Linked DNA regions of Homo sapiens: region 2 is linked to region 1. Evidence: read pairs that join two places in POLR2A ChIA-PET (ENCODE). Cell type or tissue: PC-3. All regions are shown on one strand. Region 1 overlaps MICOS10-NBL1 (MICOS10-NBL1 readthrough). Region 2 overlaps CAPZB (capping actin protein of muscle Z-line subunit beta).

What was found. Peaks named below come from ENCODE experiments on the same cell type or tissue, not always from the same donor. Only the 100,000 strongest peaks of a DNase experiment are listed, where the experiment ranks them.
Region 2: POLR2A ChIA-PET joins it to region 1 with 25 read pairs; 1 of 35 experiments calls an interaction of 5 or more read pairs at or near these places.

Annotation. Positions count from the first base shown.
Region 1 is chr1:19,657,832-19,662,831 of GRCh38, reverse strand. MICOS10-NBL1 (MICOS10-NBL1 readthrough) reads right to left here. Exons shown (of 4, transcript NM_001204089.2): 4 at 4,380-5,000. NBL1 (NBL1, DAN family BMP antagonist) reads right to left here. Exons shown (of 4, transcript NM_005380.8): 4 at 4,380-5,000. Among named protein-coding and RNA genes, the nearest start is that of HTR6, 4.5 kb to the left of the region's middle. In PC-3, CTCF peaks have their summits at 889 (motif pointing left) and 2,820 (motif pointing right); a DNase peak (open chromatin) is centred at 2,881; H3K4me3 peaks cover 547 bases.
Region 2 is chr1:19,359,520-19,364,519 of GRCh38, reverse strand. All of the region lies in intron 4 of CAPZB (capping actin protein of muscle Z-line subunit beta), which reads left to right. Among named protein-coding and RNA genes, the nearest start is that of SLC66A1, 50 kb to the right of the region's middle. In PC-3, no CTCF peak of the experiment used is centred here; a DNase peak (open chromatin) is centred at 2,639; H3K27ac peaks cover 576 bases.

The DNA of each region.
Region 1 (5,000 bases):
CTGGTCAATATGATGAAACCCCGTCTCTACTAAAAATACAAAATTAGCCAGGTGTAGTGATGCACGCCCATAATCCCAGCTACTCAGGAGGCTGAGGCAGGAGAATCACTTGAACCCACAAGGCAGAGGTTGCAGTGAGCTGAGATCACACCACTGCACTCTAGCCTGGGCAAAAACAGCGAAACTCCATCTAAAAAAAAAAAAAACAAAAAAACAAAAAAACAAAAAAAAAACCTAGCTCTTGGCTTTAGTGTTCCCATCAGCACAATCGTAATGCATTCAGCTCTGTGCTAACTCCTTGAGCCCAGGGATTTCTGACGTGAACAGCTGCAACCCTGAGAGGTGCTGTGTGGAAGGATTTTGGAGCCCAGCATCCTGGGTTCATCATCCAGAGTCTGCCACTTGCTCTGTGAAGTTGTGCAAAGCCTCTTAAATTCTCTGCTGCTATGAAACCAAGGCAGTGGAGCTGTGAATGAGATGAGTAAAAAATTTTGCCTGATAAATGTTGCTTTGTAAAAATCTGTAGGTAGTGCATAGAATATTAGTCTTTCTGCTTTCACTTTTCCCACAATACTTGATATCTTTTATTTTAAAAAAAAGACCTAAAGATTAGCTGAGCGTGGTGGTGCACGACTCTAGTTTCAGCTACTTGTGAGACTGAGGTGAGAGGATTGCTTGAGGCCAAGTGTTCAAGGCTGCAGTGAGCTATGATCACACGTGTGAATAGCCACTGAACTTCAGCCTCGGTGACAGTGTCTCAAACAAACAAACTAACTAAAGAAAACCTGGCAATAACTTTAACATTTGTTCATTCTGGGTGATGGATCCGCTGATGTTTGTTATAATGCGCTCTGTGCTAAAATTTAAAATTTTATTTTAAGATTGGGCCAGGGTTATGGTGCCACCTTGTGGCCATACTGTTATTATCTTGAACTTGAGACTTTTTTTTTCTTTTTTAGAGACAAGAGTCTCGTTCTGTGGCCCAGGCTGGAGGCAGTGATGCTATCATAGCTCAGTGTAACCTCGCACTCCTGTGTTCAAGCTACCTTCCCACCTCAGCCTCCCAAGTAGGTAGGACTAGAGGTGTGCGCTACCACACCCAGCTAAATTTTTTAAGTTTTTTGTAGAGACAAGGTCTTGCTGTATTGCCCAGGCTGGTCTCAAACTCCTGGCCTCAAGTGATCCTCCTGCCTCAGCCTCTCAAAGCACTAGAGTTACAGGCATGAGGCCCGCACCTGGCTGGGACCTTTATAGACGCTTCATGTGTGCTCTCCTATAACTGTCATTTGGGTCATGAAATAACGAAGTCCTAGACCTCTTAACATTTCAGGGTTGGCCAGGCGCGGTGGCTCACGCCTGTAATCCCAGGACTTTGGGAGGCTGAGGTGGGCGGATCATGAGGTCAGGAGATCAAGACCATCCTGGCTAACACAGTGAAACCCCATCTCTACTAAAAATGCAAAAAAATTAGCCGGGTATGGTGGCGGGCGCCTGTAGTCCCAGCTACTCAGGAGGCTGAGGCAGGAGAATGGCGTGAACCCGGGAGGCGGAGCTTGCAGTGAGCCGAGATTGCACCACTGCACTCCAGCCTGGCCGACAGCGCAAGACTCCGTCTCAAAAACAAAACAAAACAAAAAACAAACAAAAAAAAATTTCAGGGTAAAGAGGGACTTTCAAGAATACTCGGCTTTTGCTTGTTTACTTCTAGCTATGAGAGCTTCCTCCCCAGAGGAGATAGCAGGTGCCACTATGGAACAGCTGAGTTTTAGGGAGTCATCTGCCCCAGACCTCCATGCCCGTCAGTTCACAGGGGACCGGGGCAAGCTCCTCATGACAGAGGTGGAGAAATCAAGGCCCCAGGGAGGTTGCCAGCCTGCCCAAAGCTGCTCTGTGCCAGAAGGCAACTGAACAACTGGGCAAACTCCCTGAAGGCAGGCAGGGATTTGTCTGTCTGGTTCACGCTGGATCTCTGGCACATATTAGGCTCTCAATAAATATCTGTTCAGTGAATGAATAAATGAACAAAACTATCAGTGCAACACCCTGCAGCGTGGGCCAATCATTCATTCTCAATCATAATAACAGCTGACATCCACTGAGGTCTTACTAAAGCCAGGCATGTCCCGAGCTCTACACACGCGCTGACTCACATAACGCTCACTGCCACTCTAGGAGTGAGGTAGGTGTGACCATTATTCCCCATTTTGCACATAGGAAAAGTGAGTCTTGGAGATCTTATGTGACTTGCTCAAGACTATAGTTAGGCAGTGGTCCAGCTAAGATTTGAACCCAAGCAGACTCAATCTCCTCAGAGGCTTGGAGCAGAGGAAGAAAACCAGTTGAGAGCTGGCTCCATACAGGCAAACAAAGTGGAAAGAGAGGGACCTGTGTTGCTATCTGCGCTGCTATCAGTGTTAATCCCTTGTAAAGACTTTAAGTCCCAGGCCAGGCGCGGTGGCTCACTCCTGTAACCCCAGCATTTTGGGAGGCCGAGGCAGGCAGATCACGAGGTCAAGAAATGGAGACCATCCTGGCCAACATGGTGAAACCCCGTCTTTACTAAAAATACAAAAATTAGCTGGGCGTGGTGGCGTACGCCTGTAGTCCCAGCTACTCAGGAGGCTGAGGCAGGAGAATCACTTGAACCCGCAAGGCGGAGGTTGCAGTGATCCGAGATCGCGCCACTGCACTCCAGCCTGGCGACATAGCCAGACTCCGTCTCAAAACAAAAACAAAAACAAAAACAAAAACAAAAACAAAAACTTTTAAGTCCCTCCTCACTGCGGGGAGGATGCAGGATGCAACTCCCTCCATCCCCGGAAGGTGGCACACCAAGGGATGCTTCTCAATTGACGTCTCTCAAGCCAGGCTACTCCCTCTCTGGGATCCCACATCCAATCAGCAGCGCTTCTCACGGCCCTGCCTCTCCAACCCCACGGCCTGACACAACTGGCCCCATCCTCTCCCGCCTGCAGCCTTGCAGTCCCCGCTGATAGCCCCAGCATCTCCCTCCTCCAACCTAGCTTAGTCTCCTGAAACTCAGCTTTGCAGACGCCTCTAGGGCGCCTCAGCGCAATGAGAATGAAGTCTGAACTCTGGCTAGCATTCCAGGCTGCGCCAGCCAGGCCAACTCACCTTCTTGCTTTATTGCTTTATTTCCAGCAGACCCTTACAAGCTTCTTTTTTCTTCCTTCCTTTCTCTTCTTCCCCTTCCCCTTCCTTTCCTCCCCCCTTTTCTTTCTTTTTTTTTTTTTTTTTTTTTTTTTTTTTGAGACAGGTTCTCACTCTATCGCCCAGGCTGGAGTGTAGTGACACGAACATGACTCACTGCAGCCTCGACCTCCAGAGATCAAGCAGTCCTCCCACCTCAACCTCCCATGTAGCTGGGAATACAGACGCGTACCACCACACCTGGCTAATTTTTTGATTTTTTATAGAGACAGGGTCTCACTTTTTGTTGCTCAGGCAATCCTCCTGCCTCGGCCTCCCAAAGTGCTAGGATAACAGGCGTGAGCCACTGTGCCCAGCCCTTATTTATCTATGAATGTACACCCAGCTTCGTTCCAGACACAGGATGAAGGCAGGTCCTGCCCAAGACTGTGCCGCCATTAAGTGTCCAGGTGTGAGGTCAGGAGTCAAGGGAACTGCGAGTTTATACGAGTCACCTGTGCTTCCAGACCCCCAGTTTCCCACTCGGTAGAACAAAGGTGAAATGTCCTACTATGGACTTGTTCAATGATCAAATGAGTGCTGGCATGCCCAAACTTGGTGTGGGCCCTGAGCCGATGCCTGGGTTCCAGTCCTGCTGACATTTCTTCACTGCATAACCCTGGGAAACTTACTAGCACCTGCTCTTCAGATGCCTCATCTACAAATTGAGGACAATATCCGCATCACTGGGAGGTGGTGCGGACTGGGCGAGGACCCTGCACAGGGCCCAGCCTTATATATTAATCTGTAACCAATACTTTTGTCTGTTTCCCCTTCTCCCAGGGGGCCAGGCAGGCCAGGCCCAGGCAAGGGCTGATCCTGGGCCATTGTGTGGGTGAAGAGATGGCATGAGGCAAGCCCACAAGACCAGGGGCCAAAATCCATGAAGCCCAGTTCTGGAGGCCCACCCAAGGTGTATGCGAGGCCAGAAACTGGCACCCAAGGAAAGACATGAAAGCTGGGGAGACAGAGGATCAGGAGCCAGGGGTGCACAGGGCAAGACAGGGAGAGGGCCACAAGGATGCAGAGACAGTGGTGCCGCGTGGGGGCCAGGCAGGCCTGCTCAGCACCCCACTGCCCGAGCCCAGGCCCTGCTGCCTCTGGGCCTCGCTGCCGGCACTTCTGGAGAACCTGGGTCGGCAGAGCCAGTCAGTGAGGAGGAGAACACAGGCGTTGAAGGAATTTATTCATGAGAAGACTGAGGGTCCATCAGGGAGACTGTCCAATGGTGACAAGCTCCAGAAGCCCGCGTCGCAACAGCCAGGAGGGCCAGGCCACCCCAGGCAGGAGGCAGTGGGCTGGCAGCCACCCTGGGCACAGAAGAGCAGACGCAGACAGTGCTGGGCAACGAGGGGCTTTCTTCATGGGCCCGCCTGCCCTGTCCCTCCCCCCAGGTCCCCACCTTCTAGGGTTAAAGTGCAGCTGGGAGGGAGGAGGCAGGCAGAATTGGGGAGCTAGAGAGAGCCCAAGTGAACCCTGACTGTCCACGCAAGTCCCATGTCCTCCTCGTCCTGGAGTTCCTCGAGGTTCAGCGAGCCCATCCCGCCTAGGGCCTCTGGAACCTTGGGGCGAGGGAGGTAACCCCTCACTCCCACACCCATCCGATATTTACAAAGAGCATCCCTGGGAGAGGGGAGAAGGCGGCCGGCTCTGGCAGCTTTCTGGGGGGCCTAGAACTTGGGGCACAGTGCGGGGCACTAACATTTCTAACAGGGAGAGGAGGGGGATGCTCGTCTTCAGGGATGGTCTTGGGGGGTTGTCCCCCTCCTTCTGGCCTTGGAAGACTCTTC
Region 2 (5,000 bases), 300 kb after region 1:
CAAGGAAAGGGCATGAAGTCCTTGTTTTTTTGTGATTCTGGAAGGCAGTAGTGAGAAGTCTTCACTCAAGTCCAGAGAGAACTGTCTCAGTTGTTCAGAACAGAAATGTTTGCCTCAGGAATGTAATGAGTTCACTGTCACTGGAGGTGTGTAAGCAGCAGTTTGACAGAGACTAAGATGTTAGGAACCTGCCCTGTGGTGCTCAGTCTGCCTCATACAGGCCCTGATGCAACCACCAAATCCTGGAATGTCAGAACTGGGAGGACCCTCTACGCTGGCCTCTGATCCAGCTCTTTGATTTTACAAATAAGAAAAAAGTCTTTTGCACTGTGTTGGTGCCAAATATTGCCTTTCCCTTGGCTTTATTCAGTGAAGTTGACTGCAAGAGAAAGCCCTGTTCCAGCACCTATGGAGCTCACCTTAATAATGCCCCTAACTTGGCTGCTGCCTGTGCCTCAGCGTCACAGGTATCTCAGGCCAGAGGTCCAAGTCCTGTGAGTGTGGCCCAGCCCACTAATAGCCAGAAGGACATGTCTCAGTGAACCCTAGAACCACAGAGTCTGTTTCTTGGCTCATGCTGGAAAGCCCTGCTCCCAGCAGGTCTGTCCTGGCCTTGGTTCTTGTGGCATGTGGCATGTACTCATTATCTGTTGGGAGCCTTTGTATTCGAGCCACGAATCCAGCTCTTCTCCCAGGAGGTGATGTGAAAGGAAGGAGTAAAGAGCAGCTTCAAAGCCCCTTCTTCCCCTCCCGTTTTCCCTGTTAGATTTGCAGCCCCGTGTTGGCCAGGCCTGGGAATTGGGTCATTCATAGTTACAGCTCAGATTCCCCGAGCACGTTTCCACCCCACGCACACCTCAGCTTCAGACACTCCATAAAGCTTTTGGAGCTGAAACATTTTCTTTTCTTTTTACTTTTGTGAATTAGGTCATTTTGAGTGTGAAGTATTATGTTTTCCCTTTTTTCTCCTTCCCCCCAGAAGTCCTGTGGTTGAAAAGTTACGGACATAGAATCTATATCCGTGACTATGACATTATTCAACTGGAAGAGTGATTTTCAGGGAGAAACGACCTAAAACTCTGAGAAGAAGAGAATTACTGACACATTAGGCTTTTAGCTGATCCACGTTTAGGGACCAAGGTGACGATAGACAAAAACCCAACCAGATGTTTAATTGTAATTGGCTGTGCTGATAAACGGCTTGAGACCAGCCTGGGCAACATAGCAAGACCCTGTCTCTAAAAAAAAAAAAAAAAAAATTTTTTTTTTAATTAGCCATGCATGGTGGTGCATGCCTGTGGTCCCAGCTGCTTGGGAGGCTGGGGAAGGAGGATCACTTGAACCCAGGAAGTCGAGGCTGCAGTGAGCGGTGATCGCACCACCACACTCCAGCCTGGGCATCAAAGCAAGACCCTGTCTCAAAAAACAAAACAAGATGTTAATCTGTGTTAGGAAAGTCTTAAAAGGCGCCGGGACCGTTGGTAAAACTGATGGCACTCAGTTGAAAGAGTTAGCTCTTCAGTGGACGCAAGCAAACAGGTGACTCCAGCACTTTGCTCCCAGTCATTCCCAAGTTGGTCTGTCATTTCACCCCCTCCTCATCTTCCTGGAGCTTCTGAGGCCCCCCCACTTCATGGTTCAACACTTGTCCAAGTTGACTTCTCTGCAGTCTTTGCAAGCTAGTCCCTGTGTTGTCCTGGCCACTGGGGAGCTCTGATTTGAGCATGTCATTCAGCCTCTTGACTGTGGGGATTGATTTCAGCCCTGTGCTGCCCGTGCTGTCTGGCTTTCCATTTAGGAAAGAAGCCTAGGAAAAGCTCATGCATTTCTCTTTGGGCCTCCACGGTTTTTTTTTTCTTTCTTTTTTCTTTTTTTTATAGAGGCTGGCCTCGAACTCCTGGGCTCAAGCAGTCCTCCCACCTCAGCCTCCCAAAGTGCTAGGATTACAGGTGTGAGCCACTGCGCCTGGTCCTAGGCCTGCATGTTTAAAAGAGGTTCTTGACCAGACGTGGTGGCTCACGCCTGTAATCCCAACACTGAGTGGAGACCGAGGCCAGGAGTTAGAGACCAGCCTGGGCAACATGGTGAGACCCAGTCTCTACTAAAAATACAATAATTATCCAGGCATGTTGGCAGACCCCTGGAATCCCAGCTACTTGGGAAGCTGAAGCAGGAGAATCACTTGAACCCGGGAAGTGGAGGTCGCAGTGAGCTGAGGTCATGCCACTGCACTCCAGCCTGGGCGACAGAGCGAGACTCTGTCTCAAAAAAATAAAATAAAGCACTCCAGCCTGGGCGACAGAGAGACTCTGTCTCAAAAAAATATAATAAAAATTTCCCCCTTCTACCTCCTTGACCAGAGACCTCACTGCAGGGACTCTCTGGGATTTTCCTCTTGAGCCCAAATCAGCTGAGCTGTGGTAGTGAGTCCTGGGCCCATTCCTCCCTCCCTGCAGAGTTGGGAGATTTTGAAATTATCAGGCATGGGCAGGGGCCAGGGCAGGGCGGATTAATTCCTCTGCAGCCTGCTCTCAGCGCTTGGCCACATTTGATCATTCACTCACATGGAAGTACAAGGCCTGAGAGTGAGTCGCTGGCGATGGTAGAGCCACCTTATTGAAATAGCATGTTAGCATTTAAACAATATTAATACTATTTGACTCATTAAATATACAAAGACCAGTTAAACTGCTTCCATGTATGTGCTGTTAATTCTGGCGGGCGACTCCTCAGATGGCTTTATGTGGTTTCAGACAACGTTTTAGCACATTCTTAAAATACCCACAAAAGCCTTTATGTAAAAACTCATAAATGCAAACCACATAAAAATTATTTTTTCCTTGTTTCATATCATTATGATCAAAGTACAGTAGGTAAGAAATAAATTTTCAAAAACGTGTTGTGGTCCCCCTTTAATTAATGCTTCACGCGCAGAGCAAAGCCATAAACCATGTAGCGGGGGCGCTGTCTGTGCGCCCTGCAGTCACCTCCCTCCTGAAGGTGCCGGAGCGCCCTGATGGCACTCGCAGGAGAGGCTGGTGCTTCTGGGCAATTCTGAAACAGGCCTTTCTAACCATGCAGTCCTCTGCTCCCTTTGTCTCGGAATGTCAGGTTGAGACTTGTGGCTGCTCCAGTCCCTGGAGATCCCTTTTGGTGAATGGAATGCAAGTCCATTCTTGAATTATTGTAGTGTTTGAGCTGTACCTGCAGAGGCCAGGTCTCAGCACGTCTGACTCACCTCAGTTGGAACACCCCGATTCAGAGAGGGAACAGATTCGAAGTGAGAGATTGACCACGCCGCCTCTAACTCTGTCGCCGTTGTTTCTTTATTAAAAGTCAGATTGATGGTAAATTAGGATACTACCCGACTGAATACTATCCTTGCTGTTAAAAATGATTATGGAGATCATGCGGCTCCATGGAAAAATGCTAATGATTCTGTGCCAAGTGTAAAAAGCCAAATTCAGCATGGTACTCTTGCTGTGCTTACAGTTATATAAAAGTCATGCATCTGGACTGGAAGGGAATTTGGAAAAATCAGATTTATGGGATAAGTTGATTTATGGCATTGTGGGCTAATTTTCAGATTTCCTTTTTTAAAAAACAATAATGTTCCTGCAGTAAGTTTTAAAATTGTGGGTAAAAGAATAGTAACCCCACAAGGAGTGACAATTGAGCTTGCATTTTTACCTCCCCTGGCTCCAGCATTTGAAACTTTAGACCTGGTCACCGTGGCCCGCCAAGGAGAAGCTGCCCGTAGTGGGAGCCAGGCCACAGGGTGGGACATTGGAGTGGAAACGGCCAGTTCCACCCTATAAAACTTTAATGCGGTTGTTTTATTTTTCTGGAAGAAATGAAACGCTCAGGGATGGGACTGAGGGGAAGCAGCCGTGGGCCACCTGGTGCTTTTGAACTGGTCACCGGAGGGTGTCGACAAGGGCTGTCAGGCCATCGGGATTTCTCCTGGTTCCCCTCCAGGGCATCCTGACCTGCATCTCCCCAGTGTCCCAGCACACAGAGGAGAGCAAGCCTTGGGCAGGCACAGCACCGCAGCTCTGCATGGATCTGTGAAGGAGTGGAAGGATGAAATGCCCCTGGGCTGCAAGCCTTCTTTCCAGAAGGGCTGAAGGAAAGAACGGATTATTGGCCCATCCTTTTTGCCAGCAAAGTAGGGTTTTTTTGTTTGTTTTTCTTCCCCCTCTTTTGATGTGGGGCTGCTCTCCCTGTAAGCCGACTGAAAGGGAAAACGGTGTGCTAGAACCAAGCCATCTGTTGCCAACAGGAAGGGTATTAGCAGGTCTGTTATGAGTTGCTCTTCCGTTGGTAGTATTGATGTGCCTCGTAAGTTAACTTGCAAGAATCCAGGAGAACAAGCCAGAAAGGCTCACGGAGCCCATGCTGCCAGTCATCTGAGCCCTGCTAACCCTCAGGTCCAGCAGGGGCAGTCCATCCCTCTCCAGGTGTTCCAGGAACATTGCAGAATGGCCTGATCTCTCCAACTCTGTGTGGGCCCGGTCCAGACCAGGAGGGCTCTATGGAGGCAGATGGGGTTTTGGGCCCTGGACCAAAACACTCATCTGCTTACCTCGCCTCGCCCCAAGAATGGGGACTTTGGAGCAGACCGGAATAAAGGAAATGATCTTCTGGAGTGGGATCTCTGAGTGCCAGTGTTGGCCGGTTTCCTGGACATCACCTCTGCCAGCAGTGAGCTCTGGGCCTCACAGGTGTGTCTGTTCATCCAGTGGTCCTTTTCCTCTCGTAGGAAAGGATGCCTGTGCTGCACCTGGCCAGAGCCAGACCCTTCCCCACCCTGCGCAGTTTGACCAGCGATGGGCTCAGCATCTGACACCTGACACCTCCATCCGACAGGTGTTCCCTGAGTGACACTTGGTTAGCCAGACAGCCCTGCCCTCATCTGCCCTCCTGTAGACTCACCCGTGGACACACCATGGTGTACTCGGTTTGAGAGCTTAATCATAGTGGGTAGTGCCGGAGAGGGG